Linked DNA regions of Mus musculus: all the other regions are linked to region 3. Evidence: chromatin loops called from intact Hi-C (ENCODE). Cell type or tissue: left cerebral cortex. All regions are shown on one strand. Links, peaks and the distances in the headings refer to the core of each region. The heading gives the core; the rest is flanking DNA.

Region 1 (7,573 bases), core at 900-5,899, 180 kb before region 3:
GTGGCCCTCACAACAACTGTGGCTACCTGCCCAAGATCTATATGACAACTAGCCAGAAAGTCTAGCCAGAACTCCTCTGGCCCTACCTTTATTAAAAAGTTATTGGCAGTTGGCAGCCACAGAGAGAGGAAGAATCATGTCTCTTTGAAGTTGCACCCACTCGTAGGTTTCGCATGCTCCAGTGGATGGCCCCACACTCATGCAGATTTGGGTAGCAAAAGAGACGGGAAAAAACCCAAGATAGGAAGCTTGTCTGCCAGTGGAAATGAAAAGCAACGTGACTATTCTAGAAAAGCAATCACTCCACTGGTGTCAGTGATGCCCAAGGACTCTACATTTCACTCTGGATATAAATCTACAGTAACTCAAGGAGAGATGTAAATGAGCAGAGCTACACTGTGCCTTGAAACACTGAAGAATTCACTACCAGGACACTTCATAAGCAAAATGAAGTATACACACAAAGAAGAATACATATAGCTGTCTAGAGCTGCACGCTGCATTGAAAATTAGGCTCAAATAATTCTCAGCTTCAGAATAAGAAACAGTCAAATTTCTGACCAAATGCTCTTTCTTTGCATATAAGGCACACACTCAATAATATTATGTATTCTCATTGTACAGATTTGTATTTATCTTTTCTGTTGTTGTGATAAAATACCATAACCAAAACCAGCTTAAGGAAGAGAGTCTATTTTAGCTTTTAGTTTCAGAAGGACAGAACCCATCATGTCATGGGAGACACAGCACGGTAGCAGGAGTGAAAGGCTAGCTGATGGTATTACATCCCATAGATAGATAGATAGATAGATAGATAGATAGATAGATAGATAGATAGATAGATAGATAGATAGACAGATAGATACAAAAGACGAGAGGGGGTGAGGGAGGGGAAGAGAGAGAAAGAGAGAGACAGGGAGAGAGACCAGGAAGGAAGGAGAGGTTAGAAGTCCTCAAAGCCTGTACCCCATAACAGACTTCCTCTAGCAAGGTTCCACCTTCTAAAGGGTCTCTAACATCCCAAAACATCTCTAGCAACCAGAGACCAAGTGTTCAACCAAACATGTGAGCCTATGGGAGACATTTCTCATTCAAACCACCAGGGTCTCTTAGCAGCTTTTCTCTTTGCTGTGATCAAACACATAACAAACACAGCTTACACCAAAAAGGGCTTATTTTGGCTTACAGTTTAAAAGGTCAGTCCTTCATGATGAGGAAAGGGTCATGACAGAGACATAGTGCCGTCGGTCACTTATGGATGCAGTCGGGAAGCAGAGAGACGTGAATGCCCCCCAGAGCTCCCTGTCTTCCTGTTACTCAGTCTGGTAAGTACGTTTATGGGATGGTGCCGCTCACCTTCACTGAAGGTGGGTCTTCCCCCATAAGGCAAGACTTTATTTTTGTTTGTTTGTTTTTTAGAGACAGGGTTAGCCCTTGCTGTCCTGGAACTCACTCTGTAGACCAGGCTGGCCTCGAACTCAGAAATCCACCTGCCTCTGCCTCCCAAGTGCTGGGATTAAAGGCATGTGCCACCACCGCCCGGCAAGACTTTCTTTAAAAACATCCATATAAACACACCAATAGATGTGTTCTCATGGAGGCTCTAACCCCTAACGTGTTGATAGTCAAGACTGGCCATCACAACATACTTACGGGGTGTATGTGAATAGCGATGTGAAACACTGCACACAATGTGAAACCGGCTGCCTCCGAGTGAAGGAGCCGCAGAAGAGAGAAATCAATCATAGATTATAAGCAAAGGTGTGGGCCCTGGAGCAAGGGTGATGGGGAGCAAGCTTGACTAATCCAGTTAGAAACCTCAACCTCAGAGTGCAGGAAAGAGAAGAGAATCGAGACGGGTGAACCCCATTTCTAGACCAACCTGGATCAGGAGTAAGCACAAAGGCCCGGAAGGCTATTGGCTCTGGATGGAAGCTCCACCACATACCAGTCAGCCATTTTATTTCCCTCCAAGAATTAAAAAACAAACAAACAAACAAAAAGACATGAACTATGGCTCCTACCTGTGTTTTCTGCTTCTGTGTCCACACATCCACTCTTAAGGGGATCGTGGAAGGGGGTCATATTTAAACTGAATTTTTAAGCTTATAGCTATCACTGACAAGGGTGCAAGGGAAGGGAACGTACAAGGCCAGAAGCAGAAGGGGAACGGCTGCCTGGGGAAGGGAACTAGACAGAGTTGGCAAGGTTGGTTGTTTGGTTGGTTGGTTGGTTGGTCTATCTATCTATCTATCTATCTATCTATCTATTTCACTACTCATTATAAATGTATAATTACAACTCCCCAGGTAAGCTTGTTATTTCATCTTATAGATGAGTGTGCTGATGCTGAGAGTATGTACTGATTTCCCGACAATCAAAATACAGATTTATTTTCTAAAGAACTGAATTGTTCAGACTCTGAAACTGAGTTCCAGATTCGCCTAATTTTCACTATACTGTGTCCCTGTTACACTGTCTTAGGGGAGGAGACAGAACAAACAGAAGCTACGTGGAACAGAAAAAGTCTTGACTCCATGCAACTAGGAAAGGGAAAGCAGCTCAGGCTTAAACATTATTTATAAAGTGTGTCCCCAGAATTGCTGTGTGCACGGAGATGATCTTGGCCATAACTCTGACAGTAGCTGCTGGAATGTGGGACCAGGAGCATCTGCTGCACCATGGGTTTCCAGGCACCCACCCCCACGTGCCTACGCTTACCCATGGCATCTGCTCCATCAGGACACGGGGGCAGAGAGCATCTGTACCCCTGTTGCTGCTCCCACACCAAGGCCGAACCTTCCCTGGAGCCCATCAATCACAAGGAAAGTGGCCACGAAGGACTGGAGCACTGTCTCTTTGTGCTGACAGCTCACCAGCACTTCAATCTCTATTAGTCAAAATACAGGCTTCCTACTCCCTTTCCGGCCCACTCTCCAGATGAATGCCATCACACCCCACCCAGTGTTAGAATCTGGTATTGATTATAAGAGCTACTCCTCTGCATGTCCCCTAAACATATTTCAGCATTGAAAATGGAGACCCCTTTATGTGTGTGTAGGTGGAGCATTGTTCTAAAATATATACTCAGTGTAAAGGAAATGCCAGGGTTGTCTGTAATACTGCTTCATTATTTGTGCCTAATTGGACAACCCCTGAAATATTTCCAGGTCAATTTGTGAAATAAAAAAACATAAACACCCTCATATGCACACACACACACACACACACATAAAATTTAATATGAGTGTACATTAAAAGAACTGTTCCGTTTTATAATTGCAACTCAATGTTCCATTCCATAATGATGTACTTTTTCTTGCAATTTTTGTGCTGAACTAGGAAATGACTCAGAACACATGGTGGCAGAGTTAAGCAATATGGAGGAGAAATGACTCCAGTTTCCTTTTCTCTTTGTAAACTCACAATCTGGCCTGTGTGCTCTGACTTTTCAACTGTTCATCTGTGAACAAAACGCATCGCAGTTTCACGGATGACATTTTGTTAAAATTTGTCATAAGAGAGTAACTTGTTGCATGGTTAGATGGAAGCTTGTTGCATCCATGCGCTAAGTGGTCATGGCTTGCCATGGACACGTCAATTTTACTAACCATTCGTTATATGCTGATGACTAGGGACGACTGTATCCTGCTGTCACTAAAGCTTACCTAAAATAAGAATTAAGCTTACCTATTTTCTCACATAAAACAAGGCTCCGCTTAGAAAGTCCAGGGCTGAACTGACAGTCTCTCAATCATAAAGGTCCAGGTTCTGTCCGTCTTTCTGGTCTACCAGCATTGAATCATGGCCCCACCTGTGATGACATCATCTCCTCAGAAATGGATGACAACTCCAGTGAGTAATCTAAATTCAAAGTAGGAAATAAACTTGAAAAAGAAAACAACTCACAAATCTCTAAATTCACCCATGGAGGAAATTTCTACCCAAAGTCCCAAAGGCAACACAGACTAAGGAATGTGGATTTTTTTAATAGTGCTTTCCAACCAAGAGTAAAGAAAATTAAGAGATGTTGCTATTGAGGAAAGAAAAAATGGATACCAAAGTCTATAACTCATAAAGAATTTCTCTATTTTATAAGGAAATTAAAGGTTAGCATGCCTGCCTTACACAGCCAGTAAGGACAGGTCCCAGACATGTCTTAGGCAGCTATTCTGTTTTCTTTTCTGTCCTAGCAGAGTTTCAACTTCTTCAGGTGTTCATTCACTCTCCACAGAATCTGTGTCTTGACAGAAGACTAGATCTGTATATCTAGTCCACAGGCAAGCCTGCTTTGTTTAATAATTCATTATAGGAGAGGAATACCAGTAAATTTACTTAAAGCAGGCCTGTTTGCATTCATAATTGTCTATATAGTATAATGTAATGTATTTGGACTAATGACACCACAGCGAGGTAATTTCCACTGTTTATAAATGTTTGTAGACATCTGTGGATTTCAATTCTTTTGCATAACTATGATTTCTATTGGCTCCAGAGTCTACATGGAGCACCTAATTGGGTTGAGATTTTCATATAATTTTCATGTAAAGAAATGAAATTCTCAAGTTCAACCTATAGAAATGCCTACTAATGGGGCTGGCAAGATGAAAACACTTGCCACCAAACCCTAGGGAGCAGAGACCAATCTCCAAACCCACAGTGAAAGGAGAAAAACAAGACTTTAAAAGCTGCCTCCTGACCTCCACACATGCATGCTCTCTCTCTCTCTCTCTCTCTCTCTCTCTCTCTCTCTCTCTCTCACACACACACACACACACACACACACACACACACACACACACACACACCATTTTAGTTAGATTTTTATAGCTGTGATAAACACCATGAATAAAAGCAACCTAGGGAGAAAAGGGTTTATTTCCCTTATGCTCCATCACTGAGAGTTGTCAGGCAGGAACCCAAGCAAGCCAGGAACCCTGAGGCAGGAGCTGTCACAGAAGCTGTGGAGAAGTACTGCTTAGTGGCTTATCCTTCATGGCCTACTGTTGCTTGCTTGTTCCATCTCAGACCAAGGGCTCAGGAATGGCATCACCAGAAATTTCTCACACAAATCATCAATCAGGAAAATGTCCTACAGACTTGCCTAGAGGTAATCAATTGAGAGTCTATTGTCTCAAATAGCTTGTTTCAAGTTAGCCTAAAACTAACCAACACATACACACACATATAGTCCACAAGCATATGCAATAATAATAATGAGGAGGAAGAGGGGGGAGGGGGAGGAGGAAGAGGAGGAGGAGGAGGAGTGAAAATATCTAAATGCCTCATGATAAAATAGTTTTGCCATAAAACTCAAACTGAACAAGATCACTTACCATTGAGTAGCTACTTAGTGTATGTCTGATGACTCAGAGGTGCTGGCTATATATAGTCAGGGTCATTGTTACAGAGAGCAACAATGGCCTATTTGCTCATGAGTATACAAGCTAGTAAAACAAAGCATTTAAAGACCAAAATTGATTCTCTGCATTTCTGAGCATCATTAAATTCTATTCACTTTTCAAAATGAAGGCTAGTTACACTTTTTAAAACCCAGTAATTTTTATATAAATGATAGATTGGTGTATTAGTCAGGGCTATCTTTTTTTCCAATTTTTTATTAGGTATTTTCTTCATTTATAGTCAGGGTTCTCTAAAGTCACAGAATTTATTGAATGTTTCTCTATATTGAGGAAATTTATTGTGATAACTTAACAGTTTGTAGTCCAACTAACCCAACAATGGTCAGCTGTGAATGGGAAGTGCAAGAATCTAGTAGTTGCTCAGTTCCACAAGGCTAGTTGTTTCAGCTGGTCTTGTGTAGAAGTAGGTTCCAACAGATGTGCTGGCAAGTAAGTGCAAGCAGGCAAAGAAGGGAGTTCTACATCTTCATCTGAAGGCTGCTAGAATACTGGCTTCCTGGCAGCTAGGATGAGGGCCTTAAAGCCCACACACACACCTACTCCAACAAGACCACACTTTCTAATAGTGCCACTCTCTGGGCTGAGCATATACAAACCATCACACTTGATAATTAAACAAATGACTACTTGATTGTATTTTATAGGTAAATCGTCATTGTAATAGAGAAATCAGTTTGACAACATATAATTGAACATGCAAAGGTACTTAAAGAGGTTGAGAAATTACCACATGGATAATACTATCTGTACATCATCTTCCGTGGGATTAAATGTTAATCAATACACAGGCCAGGATGATAACTCAATTGGTAAAATGTTTGCCTTGCAAACCCGAGGACCCCAGTTCAATCTCTAAAACTCTCTCTCACACACACAAACACACACACACAAACACACGCACACACACACACACACACACACACACACACACAAGGCCTGGTGGCTCATGCAGTGCCAAGGAGGCTGGACAGAAGAATCCCTGGAGCCCCGTGACCAGCCAGCCTAGATGAACAGGTGAATTCCAGGCCCTGGCCTAGGTCAAAAAGCAATATGGGTAATATCTGAGCAGAGACACCCAAAGTTGACTTTTAGGGCACACACATACACATCTTCACACACTCTTACACTCACAATACTTTCATGCACATACACTGAAACACACTCCATGCATACACTCACACATATACATGAACCCACATCTAGCACAAACACACACACACAAGCATGTGTTCACATAGACCAAAAACTGTTTATAGATTTCTGAGGCTTAGAAAGTTTGAGCAATGATCCTCTCACATTGCTGTTGGCTTGAATTATAAACTGAGTAGTTACTGCAGGCAGCTGGGGAGTGAGAATGTGTCTGGCATGACTGGACTCTGCCGTGTGAGAAGCCCAACTTACATAACCATCCCCCTACCTTGTGAGCTCAGCATTGCCATCTCTTGTGTCACATGAGAACCCTGAAGATCAAAGAGGTTAACGATTGCCTCAAGGTTACATGGCAAATCCATGAGGCTCCAGGCACACATCCCTGCTTCTCGCCTCTGCATATGTAAGGATAACCAGTGCAGAGCTTTCTGCTGCAGAACACAGATTCTCCTCATACAATGGTGTCCAGGGATTCAGATTTTTTTTCTAAAAATAACTCCTCTGATGGCAGAGGCATCCATCTGGACATCCTCCAGCTATTCCAAAGTCATTGTTCTCTGTGCTCAGCACCATAGATCTAAAAGCCCCTGTGCTACATTTTTTTTTCCGCTGCAACTAGATTTTGAGAATAGAATGCTCCAAAGCAAAGCTGCTGTTCTGGATAATTATTCTGAAATTTCTATTTTTTTTTTATTAAATGACACAAAGGATGAAAACACGGTAATCTCTTAAATTTGCATTGACAACATGAAAGTCCTACTTATTTTTGATCCTCTCTTTGACCATAATAACTCTGTGTAGCAGGTAGAGAAGAAACAATCTACTTCCCTTTCCCATTCAGTGGCAGAGACTGAGTTGGGACACAACCGAGCCATGATTAAAACACCAAATCCCAGGGATGGCTGGATGGATCAGTGGGTGGGTAAAAGTGTTTGCCACAAAGCTTGACAACCTGAGTTCAATCTCATGAGCCATGTAAAGGTGGAAGGAGAGAAGTGACT
Region 2 (7,573 bases), core at 900-5,899, 360 kb before region 3:
TTAATATATATGAGTACACTGTCACTGTCTTCAGACACACCAGAAGAGGGTGTCAGATCCCATTACAGATTGTTGTGAGCCACCATGTGTTTGCTGGGAATTGAACTCAGAACTGCTGGAAGAGCAGTTAGTGCTCTTAACCACTGAGCCATCTCCCCAGGCCCTACTTGCTTGGTTTTATAGCTTTATGCATCAAACTTTTAGAACCACACACAAAAGTACAAAAATACAAATATTAGCAAGGACCTCAACATAGATAAGGATATTGCTCACAGTTCTCCCTTTTATCTGGAGGCATAGATTCCCAAACCCCTGATTTCTGAAATCATGGTTAGCAGTAAACTACATAAATATCCTATTCTTTTTCTAATCATCACATTAAACTTAAATTTATAAATTAGGCAGAGAACAAAAATAAATAATAAGATAAAAATATGTTATAGCAAAATATTTTATAATACAAACTACATTATTGTACTATAGATCTTAGTAATCTCAGGCTAAGATTTTATTTTCCTTATTAAGTTGAGGTTTGTTTGTTTCGTTTTCGTTTAAAGGGGGTTCTTTGTAGCTTCTCTTTAGTATATCTGAATTCCTAGCACCAATACTTTTGTGCTTTGAGGTTATTATTAAGTAAAATAGGGTTATTTATCACAAATGCTGAGTTCAAGCCATATGCAACCTGACAACTTAAAAGGCTATTAAGGATTGACAGAAAGAAAACATAGATAGCATGGATGCTCTGGACAAAGGAATAAATTATATCTTGGATGGCTTGGAGCAAGATATTTTTAAATCTCATCATACTCACAGATGTGACATTTAAAACAGGAATTGCTTCTGGAATTTTCTTGTGATTACTTTCAGACTACAGATGTTTGCAGGTAACAATAACCTCAGAGAATAGAACAATTTAATAAGGTCTGTTGTAAATAGACAAAGAGATGAAAACCCATGCTAGAGAAATGATCAGATGCTTTGTCCTGTGGTTCTGTGCTTCAGACTTGAGACACACATACCCATGCACACATGCCTTGTGTTACGAGGAGTGATGTAAGTATATTACTTTAGTTTTCCTTCTAGAGCCCGAGTTTGGCCAGTTTTGTTTATTCTTTTTGTTGTTGTTATGCAGCCCTAGTTTCAATATTTCTGAAAGCTGAACACCTTCACATCAGGTGTGGTCTTAACTAAAGCCTAATTTTTACAAATTTCCTAGTCATGAAATGTTAGGCAATTTGCTTCATCACCAAGCTGCTAAAGAAGATTGAAACTCATGTCCAAGGCTTCTGGATAAAGACTAGCCATTGCACTGGCTCCTCAAGAACAAAACAAAACAAAACAAAACAAAACAAAACAAAACAAAACAAAACAAAACACATGTAAAGTTTCTATATCAGAAAGTTATTGTGTTTACAACCCTAAGAGAAAGCTTCTGCCTCGTTTTTCTGCTCTGAGGGATTGGTCCACCATGTTTAGACAATATGGCCTCCTGTACTAACTTTACACAAGGCTCATCCTTTGCTTTTAAAAAGGAGGTGGCTCTCTACCTGTGGGCCAGTGTCTTCTAGCTGTATAGAAGCAGTGGCAACCCCACTGGCCTCCCCCTTCCTTCTATCCCATCTCTTTCCCTTGATGTCCAGCATTCCAGCTGATACAAAACTTTTAGAAACTGTAGTGGTCTCCTATGTAACTCAGGCATTCACACTGTCAGGCAATGCTATCTTCCAACATGCTTTATAACTGCACCTCTGTCTCTGGCTTTTGCTGTGATAGTGATTGGTCCCCTCTCTAGAGAACCCTGGAAATGTTGAGATTCATCAAAACCAACCAGTGATGGCTTCCTTCTGCTTGGGAGCCTTCAGTTTATTTTTCTTCTCTCATGTTTTATCACCAGCAATGGCGAGAAACCAGTCTGTACTTCCACACTTGGCTCAGAAACCCCAGAAAGTATCCAAGCTCTGTGCTTCATGTTCTGCTTCTGTCTAGCAGATTGCAGACCAGCCAAGTCCCGTCACTGTAACAAGGATCACCTTGTCTCCAGTTTCCACAGACAGGGCCTCGCTTCCCTCTGAGACCTGGCCGGCAGTGCCTTTGACATTGCTATTTCTAGCAACATTCTGATCACAGTGCAAAATATACACTCTGAAACAATAGCCACTTTCTCTACAGCTCTCCTTTTTTTCCTTCCAAGTCTTCCCCAGAGAGTCCTTCAACAAGCATATCTTTACCAACATTCTATTCCAGCCATTTGTTTTTAATGCTGAACCTCAAAAGTCTTCCAGTGTCTGACTGCTATCCAATGCCCAAGCAATCCTCATACATGTGGATGTCACAGTTGAGCTTCACTTTGGGAACCAAAGTTTACATAAATTTCAAAGGCTGTCCTAAGAGTACTATAAACAGACAATTAATGCTTCACAGTTCTGCACAGGTCAAAACTGAACTACGGAGAGGAAGTTTTCTCTGATGGAGAGAGGGAAGGATCTATTCCAGGCTTCCCTCCTTGACTTGTAGATGTCCATCCTTTTCTATGTCTTGTTACACTGTTTTCTCCTTAGATGTCTGCCAGTGCTCCAACTCCCCCTCCCTGGAGCACTGGGATCAAATTTAGGGGCCACTTTATGCCAAGCAGGTCAGTCACTGTACTTTACCCCTGGACCCCCTAATTTCTCTTTGCTTTGATGACATCAGCAGCTTTGGATTAGACAATTGCTCTTTTCTAGTATCGACTTGATGGATTAGACAATTGCTCTTTTCTAGTATCGACTTGATGACAAGGTAATTATTTGGCTTGAAGGTCTTGAGGTGCCTAAAATGTTCACAGAACTGAAGTTAAAGAAACATGGAAGGAGGCCTTTAGTTAGATAGTAGTTCCCAGACAAGACAGTGGGGAGGCACAGTGGCTCTGATTTTGAATAGGCTAAGATAGCTGATGAGGGTAATACAGGGCATAGGAGGGAACAGAAAGAGAGACCCATTATGCCACACAAGGGGAACAGGCTGAGAAGTAGAGTTCTGTGAAGACAGAGCAGCAGAAAAAGCTGGGTTCCATCTCACTGCTAAACTCTCCACAAAAGACTAGAACATGCACTAAACGCTGAGAGACATTGTCTTTCTCTTACATTACCTCTACTGGCCTCTTACATCACCTTTACTACTCCTTCTTGCCCTCTCCACTCCAGGAAAAATGGTTTCCATGAGCCAGACAGTTTTAGTCACTGCTCTATTGCTGTGAAGAGACACCATGACCAAGGCAGTTCTTAGAAAGCATTTAAAGCAAGGCTTCCTTAGTTTCAGATGTTTAGTCCATTATGGTAGAGAGCAAGCAAACAGACAAGGTACTTCAACTTCTTCAGTAGCTGAAAGTCCTCCATCCTGATCTGCAGACAGTGGAAAGAGACTGGGCCTGGCCCAGGCTTTTGAAACCTCAAAGCCCAGCCTTGAGTGACACACTTCTTCCAACAAAGCCACACCAATTTGAGCCTATGGAAAGCATTGTTGGTCAAATCACCACGCAGACAATCAAATTCTAGGCACCCCAGCATCTAGTTAAGTGCTCTTGTCTAGGTATTTTAAGTCTTTCTAAGACCTTAGCAGTACCACCCCCACTAACTCGTAGGTGTGTTGTTGTCTGTTATGTATATAGCTGGCCAACTAAGCAACTTTCCTTCAGAGCAGTTGCTATGTTCAGCCCTCTCCAGTTATTGGGCCTTTGTGAGTTAAGACACCATCCAAACTCACTGTTTTTAGATGGATAAACCTGGGTGCAAGCAATAGGGTCTGTTACATTTCAAAGCCCTCAGCCTGCTTGTGACAGCAGGTGCTATCACAGGGCACCATCCTTTCTTCCCTCTAGTCTGCAGGAGCAAAGGTTGGAGATGAAACTGATGAGACACAAGATCCACCTGATGGTTGCTAAGCAACCTTTGTTGGCAAAAATGTAAAAACAAAATTGAAGGAGCTTTTAATTGGCCAAATATCTTGGAGAATATGTATGATTCCTCAGAGGTTTGTTTTCAGAACATTCTTTTTTTATTGAAGCAGTTAATCACTTATTTTAGAGATAGTTATCATAATTATGTAAAATTCCATCAATTAAAACTAATTTTGGAATGTCACTGATTGAATCTTAACTATGTGCAGAAGATACCCTAATTATTTTATTGAAAAGTGTACCAGAATGCATAGTGATCACACATGCTTTCCACATCTGTTTCAGGTCATGGACCTCCTAGCAGCTGATAGGACACTGGGTATGGGAAGGTCATGTCTAAGTTTCCTACTTATATAATGATGGTTTCTGCAAGAGAGATCACTTCATAGGATCTTCTCAAATTTGCCGAGCTTTGGACTGAAACTCCTATGTCTCAGGAGCCCTTGAATCATGCATTGGTCACCTCATCTCTGATCTCAGCGTTGTACCTGGGAAGGTTAGATTTGGTTGGGAGAGGATCCTGGGACTGGAGTTGTCTTGAAAAATCTCTGAGCACAGTGAGACAGCCTGTGTTGGAGTTTCCCTAGGATACAAGCTCATCTGGACCAGATGAGGGTTTTTCCAATCCCTGGAAATCTTAGGATTTCTGAGAACAGAGGAGTGAAACCATTGAACCCCTTGAGAATGAATGTGAAGCCCATCCTCTTCTCCCTAAATACTGACTGAGTTCTCTTAACCTGTGCTATTGGTCCATATCCCAAAACCTAATACTTGCAGCATGTTTTAGGCCTCTGTAGGTTACAGTCAGTAATACCCATGCTTTCCAAAGGAATCCCCAGTGGCCTGGGATGTTGTAGGGGCGTGGCCTGAGATGTCATAGGGGCGTGGCCTGGGATGATGTCATAGGGGCGTGCTATGAGAATGGGGAGCAGGGGAGCACTACAGCTTAAGAGAGAAAGGCATGGTGATACTCTCATGCTTTCCGTGGGGAAGGGGTCCTGTCGCAGTGATGCCTGTCCATGGGGCAGTTACATTGTCTCACACAGATACGGGAAGATTCTCCGAAATCATATCAGAAGTATGTGCCAGGCACAGGAAGCTGAACAGTGGTATTCCATTTTCCCAGAGGGTCTTCCCAGTGATCGGGTGACCTGTGACTGTTGTCTAGAGCACAGAATCTTTCTTGATTTAGTTTGTGAGGAATTCATACATGAATACTGTATTTACACCATTTCAACCCCTACCCTTCCAAATCCTCCCTTATCCTTTCCTATCAAATTCATGACCTCCCTTGTGATACTGTTGTATTCACACATACATAGACATGTGTTCGTGTACACACATATTCAACCTACCAAGTCCTCTTAGTATTGCTCCTATATGTTTACGGCTGACCACTTGGGATTGGATAACCCATCAGGGGCTTAGCTCTGGAACTGATTCTTTCCCAGCAGCCACTGACTTCCTGCAGAAGAGCACAAAATCTTAAGTCAGAGGAACCTGTGTAGCTGCAAACTGAATACAATATGGGAAGCTGAAGACAGAGGCCTCTGTCATGGTTTGTTTATGAAGTGTTCTCTACAAAAGGCTCACGTGCTGGCCATACAGTCCCCAGCTGGTGAATCTAATCATTGAGGTGATCTGATCATGGGGTTCTGACATGACAGTGGGCTTAACATGAAGGCATCATTGGGAGGCATTAGAGATGGGGCCCAGTTGGGAGGAGGTAGGTCATTGAGCAGATGCTTTCAAAGGTAATGTGTTATTTCGATCCTTCTCCTACTCTCTAGCTCTCTGCTTTCTAGGTACCATAAGGAGAACAGCATTACTCCACTCTTCGCCATAATGCTCAGCCTCACTCCAGTCTCACAGTGACAGGACCAGGTAGGTAAGGACTGAGCTTCTAAAACCACAAGACAAAAATAAACTCCCATCCCTTAAGGTGTTCATCTCAGGTATTTTGTCACTGTGATGAGAAACTGATTGGCCAGCATCCAGGATGAATAAGCATGGAGGGATTTAGGGTCATGAGAAGCTGGGCAAGGCAACCTAGTGATAAGATGGAAAACCATCAATAAACAAAAGAATGGTAAACACACATGCAAGATACAGTGGGCTATACTGACATTCAGCACTTCACGGTTCTACATCTGTCACACAACACAGTGTCAGGGAATGGGGGGCACCAGGTCTAAGGATAACAAAAGTTTGCTCAAGTCGTGGCCTGGTAATGCTCTGTTAACCATTCATACACTGCAGGAAAGGCCCTAGATAGTGTCCCATCTGGGAATTCTCACTTTTTTTTAAAATAAGAAACAAAAGATTCTGCAGTGATTTGTGTCTGTGATTAAATACCTAAGAGGCTAATAGGGGAAGTAAAGATGTGAACTTCACAGGTCGATTTTCTGGCACCCTATTAGATTATAATGATGTATTGTGAAGACCATTTGAAGCTTTTACTATATCATTAGTCAGATGGCAAGACTATTTTAGTTTTTGGTGTGCTAAGGAGGGACAGTACAGTTGTATTTTTAGCTAATGTTGAGGGAGTTGTAAGTGCATTGAAAAGAACAGATGGGATGTTTGGAGGTAGGAAAAGGTGGATACAACCAGAGAAAGAACACAGTAACAAAGAGTTCTCATAAAATTCTATTCTGGTGAAACAACTATGACTTCTGGGTTGATTTGCTTACATAAACGAAAGAGTGTATTTATTTTTCCCTTGATGAATCTGGGGATCAAATCCAGAGCACACTAAGCAAGTACTCTACTGTTGGGCCAATCCCAGGCCCAACTGAAGTGGTCTTAAAAACTGTAGACCATGATCTATACTTATTAATACTAAGGTTAGGAGCAGTGAGTGCTCACTTCACACATTTATTGTGAATCAAACAAATGCACAAAATTTTCCAATTTAGAATTTGAAAAGGTTATAATCCTGGTCACACTGGACTGATAAAGGGAGGTGGGGGGGGTCTCTGAAGTGGAAGAGGGTGATGTGACGGTGCATTGTGTGTGTGTGTGTATGAGAGAGAGAGAGAGAGAGAGAGAGAGAGAGAGAGAGAGAGAGAGAGAGAGAGAGAGAGAGAGAGAGAGAACAATCCTCTTATTTCCAGCTCTTGCTCCCTGGGCCTGCTTCTTTTCTGATTCCTAGACTACCAGCTATCCTCTGGTCCTTGGAGCAATGAGGTAGCAGTGCTTGTCACAACTCTATCCTAGGACAGTGTCTACAAACAGTTCCTGTCACAACAGCATGCACATCATTGCTCTGAGTATTTGCATCTCTCTTGGAATTAAAAATTTTCTTCCAGAGGGCTGGAGAGATGGCTCAGCAGTTAAGAGCACTGACTGCTATGCCAGTGGTCCTAAGTTCAATTCTCAGTAACCACCTGGTGGCTCACAAACATCTGTAATGGAATCTGACACCCTCTTCTGGTGTGTCTGATGATAGCAACTCATATAGAACAAGTAAGTAAATTTTTAAAAGCTTTTCTTCTGTCTGAGTTGTGGGAATAATCAGGCCTCAGAAACAACAGTCTTGTCCCGCCCCCAAAGCACTAACCTTTATCCCATTTCATGCCTAACCCTTTAGAGTGATTGAGTGGCTAATTTCAGGAGCAAATATTTGAATGAAGAGGA
Region 3 (7,573 bases), core at 1,288-6,287:
TGTTGGGTTTGTTAAGCGTAGTCTCACTCCTAGAGAAGTAGTCTCTCTCTCTCTCTCTCTATGTCTCCCTCCTAAACTTCTACCAACTCTCCGACCGCTCCCTCTTCTCTGCTGTGGACACTTCCAAGGGCACCTAGTACATTTTCCTATGCCCCTAAGGAACAGAGGGGACACATTCAGCACTCCGATGTTGCCATAAGAAAAGACCGGGGAGAGGGCTTAGATAGCTTAGTAAGTGAGGGCCCTTACTGCGCTGGCACACGAGAGAGCCTCAATCCCAATGCCCAGCACCCAGTACAAAGCCTGCCATGGTGCTTACTAAGTCCGTAACCCGGTGCTGTTAGACTGATACGGAAGGACCTCTGAGTTTGCTAGCTGCCATTCTAGAGCCAGGTTCAGTGCCATTCTGTGGCTCGAGGAAATAAGGTAGATGGGGATAGAGCAGGACACGGGACATCCTCCTAGTGCACACGTGTGTACACAGACACACACCCCACACACACCGCCACACATAAACACACACATACACACTTCGCAAGAAACAAATAACACAATAAAGATGGTGCCAGCAGAATTAACTCTGGTCACAATAATGGTGACGATTACTCACTGTTATTAATACTTGATAAGTGCATGTGTTCTTATACCACAGCTTACTGAATTGTCCACACTTTGCAGTGGGGACAACTGTCAATTCTACACAGAAGAAACAGCCCCCCAAAGGACAAGCTCCTGAAGTTCACACAGCTAGGAAGGAGACTCCGTGGGCCCCGCTCATTCCTGTCCCTGACCTTTCCTGAGAATCCATCCTGGTTATCACTTTCTGAATGTTCCTAAAGGGCTTGGTGTTCCATTTGTGATACATTAAAAGCCAGGCATTCTGCCCAGATCACTGTAAATAAGTTAGCTTCTGTTCTCCACCGAGAAAACCGATAGCCCAGATTGAGTGGGAAGCAGAAGCTATCAGCAAAGGCTACCAGGCAGCCCCCTTCTCTACACGCATTCAGATAAGGCTCATTCTGTGCCCTTGGGCGGAGGGAGGCACTGGGGATGAACCCACGGACTTGAGCAAGCCAGACAATGCTCTACCATTGAGCTACAGCTTCGGACTTGTGCAATTTTAAGTCAAGAAAAGGATTGCTTATCTTACTGTATGGCTTGATCTAGTCACCTGGGCCTCTTCCCCCTCTCCTCTTATTCTATTTAAAATGGTGGCAGATTTCAGCAAATGGACATTTTGCTCATCATCCTGTTGAGCTTGCTGCAGTTATCCCCATGATGGATGGGGTCATACATGCCACCAACTCTTCAAGCCAAGACTGCCCTTGATCAAGGAGACTAGTGGGATATCTATGTGGCTGGTGGGTTGGTCTTGGAGTGGGCTGTCTCTCAGTCTATGTGACTGGTGGGTTGGCCTTGCACTGGGCTGGCTCAGCCTATGTGACTGGTGGGTTGGTCTTGGAGTGAGAATGGCAAACACTTTATTACTGTTACTGTGGCCTATGGGGGATAACTCCTGCAATGTGTTTGACGCAGGCCTGGTGCTGTTGATTGACAAGTTAGTCGCTATTTGAGCTACCCAGACCAGCCTGCATAGTCCAAGGCCTGGCTCCACTACTACTGCCTACGGGATCAAAACATTTCACATTGCTTTTTAAAAGAATAAGTATGTTTGTATCCGACCCCTGAGAATTCCGTGTGTCTTTTACTACATTATTTACCTACTTTGTGTGCATATGTGTGCATGGCACACGCATAGAGGTCAGAGGACAGCTGCAGAAGTCAGTGTTCTTCCACCGAGTGGGTCCCAGGGACCACAGGCAGGACTTCAGGCTGATGGCAGTGCCTTTCCCTGTGAGCCTTCACGTCGGTTTTATGTAATGTTTCTCGGTTCCCTGTCATTTGTAAAGTGGGATGAACACGGAGCCTACCGTATAGTTCTTTTTATGGGTATCTGAGTCACTATACATACCGAGCTGAAAGCAATGTCTGCAACAAATCCTCAAGAAACCTGGACACTAGATTACGATGTGAAGCTCAGAATTCTTGTTCTTGCAGTCTCCTTTTGCTCTCGCAGGGTGAGGGCTTATGCAAACTATTTTATGGAAATATAGCTCCTCTTCGAAGGAACCATCAAGTCTACGGAGTATTTCATCATAAAGTCTACTCATCTGGATGTTGACGGATATTCCCTTTAATATCCAAAACTAGCTTTGTGCTAAGGACAATATAAACTATAAAACCCTGAGCTCCATCAATTCACTGCAAAACTAGCTATGAAACTTATATTCTTAGAACTCTTACATTCTTAGAGTTAATGTTCTCCACATGACAGCTCACTCAATCAGAGTTAAGTAATGGCTTGCCCACCCATGGGTCTCATGAATGCATGCACATGCATACACACACACACACACACACACACACACACACACACACACATTTGTAAAGTCAGATTTCAGAACTTTGGCACGAAGTAATAAAATGACTTAACTAAGCTGTCAAATTTTTTGTCTTGGAAGGAGACACCCAGGGAACACATTCCTTCTAGATCTGTTCCCTTGCCCATGTGACTCTCATGATCTCCACTTGGAAACAAGAAGAGTGAATTTCCCACCAGGGGTATTGTGAAGACAAAGGTAACATAAATCACATACAAATGGAAGGTGCATGTAAGAGACAAGACACTGAATAATTAAGTTATTGTTATCATCTTCTATGACAGACACACAAAATGACACCTGAGGGAGGCCAGCAGAGATACAATCTAGCTGAATAAGTTAGCCAGGAGCAAAAAGGTTATCCAGTTCAAAGGAGCCCAGGCAGCCACGGAAGTACAGAGCATGGGCCACAGAGGCTGAGGACACAGTCCCATGGCCAGGGGCTCTGGGTTCTGGGTAAAGCCCACCAGCTCTCTTGTGGTTTTGTTTTCTTTTTTCTGACTTTTTTTTTTGACATCGGGATTCTCCCACATTCCTTGCTGTGACAGCATCACAAGTGTCCCCAGTGATCATGATCTGACTTCCCACATAATGCAGTAAATGAGAAAGCCCCACACAATCTCAGGCCCCGCTCCAGTGTGACAATGAGTCCAACCACACCCAGACAGTGTCGCCAGTGGTTCCCAGTCAGTCCCAGGTCCTTTCCTTTTCTCTCAGAAACTCTGCCATGTCACCTCTCCACGTCCCCACAGTATGACGCAGAACTAGAAAGTTCTAGAGGAGAACTGAGTTTCTATCTTCTGGCCTTAAACCCAATATCATATTCCATATGAATTTGTTTTTATTCTTACTGTAAGATATTTGAAAAGATCGCTTCTCGGCCTTTTGGCTAAGATCAAGTGAAGATATTTGAAAAGAAAGGCTTAGGGGGGCAGTTAGTGTATTCACAGATATGTGAAGAAAGAAACATCTGTGTTAAATGTTATCCTACCATTTACACTTGAAATTAGCCAGCCAAACTAGAGGCCATTCAGTTCGGGCGGCTTGTGACTGACTCAATGCCAGAGATTTTGCTGGCATCTAACGGAGCACATGGAGAACGATGGGCGAATCAGTGTGCTCTTAGCGCCCTCTAGTGACTGTCATTGTATAGATAGAAACGCACTGAGACAGCCTGAGGCTGGATTGACCTCAACTTCCCACGAGCCAAACTGGTGACAGACTTAACTAAAATTTGCATTTTTCTGTAACACTTTTTTTTTCATTCGTTAAAAATATACATCTTTTTAGGAAACCAAATATATGAAAGCACAAGGTGTCTAGGAACCCACTTCTCTAAGACCACAAATCAAGTTCCTTCTGCATGGGGTAGGTATATACATGACGTGAGTGGGATCACATGACTGTGGGGGTGTGGCACATGTAGACGCCAGAGGACAGCATCGAGTGTTGCTCCTTGGCCACCATTCACCTTCTGGTTTTCTGTTTTCTTTTCTCACAGGCCTGCAAGTTCAACCAGTAAGCTAGCCTTGTTGGCCCGTTAGCTCCAGGGACTGTCTGTCTCTGCATCTGACCTCGTGGAGCTGGAGTTATGGGTGACTGTGAGCTGCCTGATATGGGTGCTGTACTTCTCTTTGGTGCTGTACTTCTCTTTTTTTTAAGATTTATTTATTATATGTAAGTACACTGTAGCTGTCTTCAGACATGCCAGAAGAGAGCATCAGATTTCGTTACGGATGGCTGTGAGCCACCATGTGGTTGCTGGGATTTGAACTTGGGACCTTTGGAAGAGCAGCCAGCGCTCTTAACCACTGAGCCATCTCACCAGCCCGCTATACTTCTCTTAACCATCGAGCCATTTCCTCAGTCCCAGGTCAGCCTTTTTTTTTTTTTTTTTTTTTAAACAGGTCTGGAGGATCAAACACAGGCCCTCTTGCGTGAAAGTATCTATTAGCCGGGCGTGGTGGCGCATGCCTTTAATCCCAGCACTTGGGAGGCAGAGGCAGGCGGATTTCTGAGTTCGAGGCCAGCCTGGTCTACAAAGTGAGTTTCAGGACAGCCAGGGCTATACAGAGAAACCCTATCTCCAAAAAACAAAAACAAAAAAAAAGAAAGAAAAGAAAAAAGAAAGTATCTATTAACTAAGGCAATTCCACAGGCCACTGAGTACCTTTAATAGGATCTATTTTTCTTTATATTTTTTTCTTTTGTTGGGTATTTTCTTTATTTACATTTCAAATGTTATCCCCTTTCCAGGTCTCCCTTCCGGAATCCCCATCCCCTCCCCCTGCCTCTCCACCCCCCACCCCCCACCCACCCACCTATTCCTGCCTTCCAGCCCTGGTATTCCACTATATTGGGGCATCGAACCTGCTCAAACCCAAGGGCTGCTTCTCCCACTTATATCCAACAAGGCCATCCTCTGCCACATATGCAGCAGGAGTCATGGGTCCCTCAACTCTTTGGTTGGTGGTCCAGTCCCTAAGAACTCTGGGGGGTCTGGCCGGTTGACACTGTTGCTCCCCCCATGGGGCTGCAAACTCCCGCAGCTCTTTAGTTCCTTCTCCAACTCCTCCATCGGGAACCCTATGCTCAGTCTAATGGTTGGCTGAGTCAACCTCTGTATTTGTCAGGCTCTGGCAGAGCCTCTCAGGAGACAGCTACATAAGGCTCCCTTCAGCGAGCACTGACCTACATCCGCAATAGTGTCCGGGTTTGGTGTCTGTATATGTGATGGATCCCCAGGTGGGGCAGTCTCTGGATGGCCTTTCCTTCTGTCTCTGCTCCACACTTTGTCTGCATATTTCCTGTGAGTATTTTGTTTCCCCTTCTAAGAAGCACTGAAGTGTCCACACTTTGGTTTTCCTTCTTCTTGAGCTTCATGTGGTCTGTGAATTGTATCTTGGGTATTTTGAACTTTTGGTCTAATATCCACTTATCAGTGAATGCATACCACGTGTGTTCTGTTGTGACTGGGTTACCTCACTCAGGATATTTTCAAGTTCCATCTGTTTGCCTAAGAATTTCATAAATTCATTGTTTTTAATAGTTGAATAGTACTCCATTGTGTAAATGTATCACATTTTCTGTATCCATTCCCCTGTTGAAGGACATCTGGGTTCTTTCCAGCTCCTGACTATTATAAATAAAGCTGCTATGAACATAGTGGAGCATGGGTTCTTATTACATGTTGGAACATCTTCTGGGTATATGCCCAGCAGTGGTATAGCTGGGTCTTCAGGTAGTACTATGTCCAATTTTCTGAGGAACTGCCAGACTGATTTCCAGAGTGGTTGTACAAGCTTGCAATCCCACCAACAATGGAGGAGTGTTCCTCTTTCTCCACATCCTCGCCAGCATCTGCTGTCACCTGAATTTTTGACCTTAGTCATTCTGACTGGAGTGAAGTGGAATCTCAGGGTTGTTTTGATTTGCATTTCCCTGATGACTAAGGACGTTGAACATTTCTTTAGGTGCTTCTCAGCCATTCAGTATCCCTCAGTTGAGAATCCTCTGTTTAGCTCTGTTTCCCATTTTTCACAGGGTTGTTTGATTCTCGGGAGTCTAACTTCTTGAGTTCTTTGTTTATATTGGATATTAGCCCTCTATGGGATGTAGGATTGGGAAAGATCTTTCCCCAATCTGTTGGTTGCTGTTTTGTCTTATTGACAATGTCCTTTGCCTTACAGAAGCTTTGCAATTTTATGAGGTCCCATTTGTCGATTCTTGATCTTAGCACCTAAGCCATTGGTGTTCTATTAAGGAAAATTCCCTCTGTGCCCATGTGCTCAAGGCTCTTCCCCACTTTCTTTTCAATTAGTTCCAGTGTATAATAGGATCTATTTTTAAACAACAAATTTCTCTGGTGGATTTAAAATATTTGATATTGCAAAAACTTCACATACACCCTCTTTTAGAATTATGGAAGTAAAAATTCATGATGTAAGCAAGTGTCTCAAAAAAAAAAAAAAAACTTAAAAAAGACTGCTGAGCTGTGATGGCGCACACCTTTAATCCCAGTACCTGGGAGGCAGAGGCAGGCAGATCTTTATGAATTCAAGGCCAGCCTAGTTTATAGAGTGAGTTCCAGGACAGCCAGGGCTACACAGGAAAACCCTGTCTCAATTCCCTACCCCACAAAAAGGACTTAAAATAAGTTAAATGGGGTCTGGAGAGATGGCTCTGTGGTTAAGAGCACTGAATGCTCTTCCAGAGGTCCTGAGTTCAATTCCCAGAAACCACATGGTGGCTCACAGCCATCTGTAATGGGATCTGATGCCCTCTTCTGGTGTGTGTGAAGTCAGCTACAGTGTGCTTATATACATAAAATAAATAAATCATATATATATATATATATGTATATATTATAAATCCTGAACTCATGGTGCATGTAACTTATTATATATATATAATTTATATATATATAAATAATATAATATATATATATAATATAATATAATAATATAATATATATATAATATATAATAATAATAATAATAATAATTATATATATATAATATATATTATATATTATATATATAATATTATAATATATATAATATATATATAATATAATTTATATATATATAAATAATATAATATATATATATAATATAATATAATAATATAATATATATATATAATATATAATAATAATAATAATAATATAATATATATAATATAATATAATATAATAATATATATATATTATATATATATATAATTTATATATATATAAATTATATATATATAATAAGTTACATGCCACCATGAGTTCAGGATTTTGTCTGGGGGGGGGGGGGGATTCCCCTGAAACCTGAGATGGTGGCACAGGCCACCTATGAGGACACTAAATAGTACATACTGATCAAATAGCACTAAAAATTAGAAAAAGAGAGAAAGACATTGCCAAAACTCCGATGTTCCAGGTCCCGTTAGGAAAGGAAGACACGGGGCTGGTGAGATGGCTCAGTGGGTAGGAGCACCCGACTGCTCTTCCGAAGGTCCTAAGTTCAAATCCCAGCAACCACATGGTGGCTCACAACCACCGTAATGAGATCTGATGCCCTCTTCTGGTGTGTCTGAAGACAGCTACAGTGTACTGATATATAATAAATAAATAAATCTTTAAA

Evidence for each region. Peaks named below come from ENCODE experiments on the same cell type or tissue, not always from the same donor. Only the 100,000 strongest peaks of a DNase experiment are listed, where the experiment ranks them.
Region 1: a loop joins it to region 3, with 2.8 times the contacts of the local background. A loop is called at or near these places in 2 of 42 quality-filtered maps.
Region 2: a loop joins it to region 3, with 4 times the contacts of the local background. A loop is called at or near these places in 2 of 42 quality-filtered maps.

What each region holds. Positions count from the first base shown.
Region 1 is chr3:31,323,796-31,331,368 of GRCm38, reverse strand. No RefSeq gene overlaps it. Among named protein-coding and RNA genes, the nearest start is that of Slc7a14, 17 kb to the right of the region's middle. In left cerebral cortex, for the core only: a CTCF peak has its summit at 2,975; DNase peaks (open chromatin) are centred at 2,761 and 3,382; H3K27ac peaks cover 393 bases.
Region 2 is chr3:31,503,098-31,510,670 of GRCm38, reverse strand. No RefSeq gene overlaps it. Among named protein-coding and RNA genes, the nearest start is that of Gm33886, 180 kb to the left of the region's middle. In left cerebral cortex, for the core only: no CTCF peak of the experiment used is centred there; DNase peaks (open chromatin) are centred at 1,951 and 3,602.
Region 3 is chr3:31,142,127-31,149,699 of GRCm38, reverse strand. No RefSeq gene overlaps it. Among named protein-coding and RNA genes, the nearest start is that of Cldn11, 4.0 kb to the left of the region's middle. In left cerebral cortex, for the core only: a CTCF peak has its summit at 3,585 (motif pointing left); DNase peaks (open chromatin) are centred at 1,955, 3,544 and 3,839.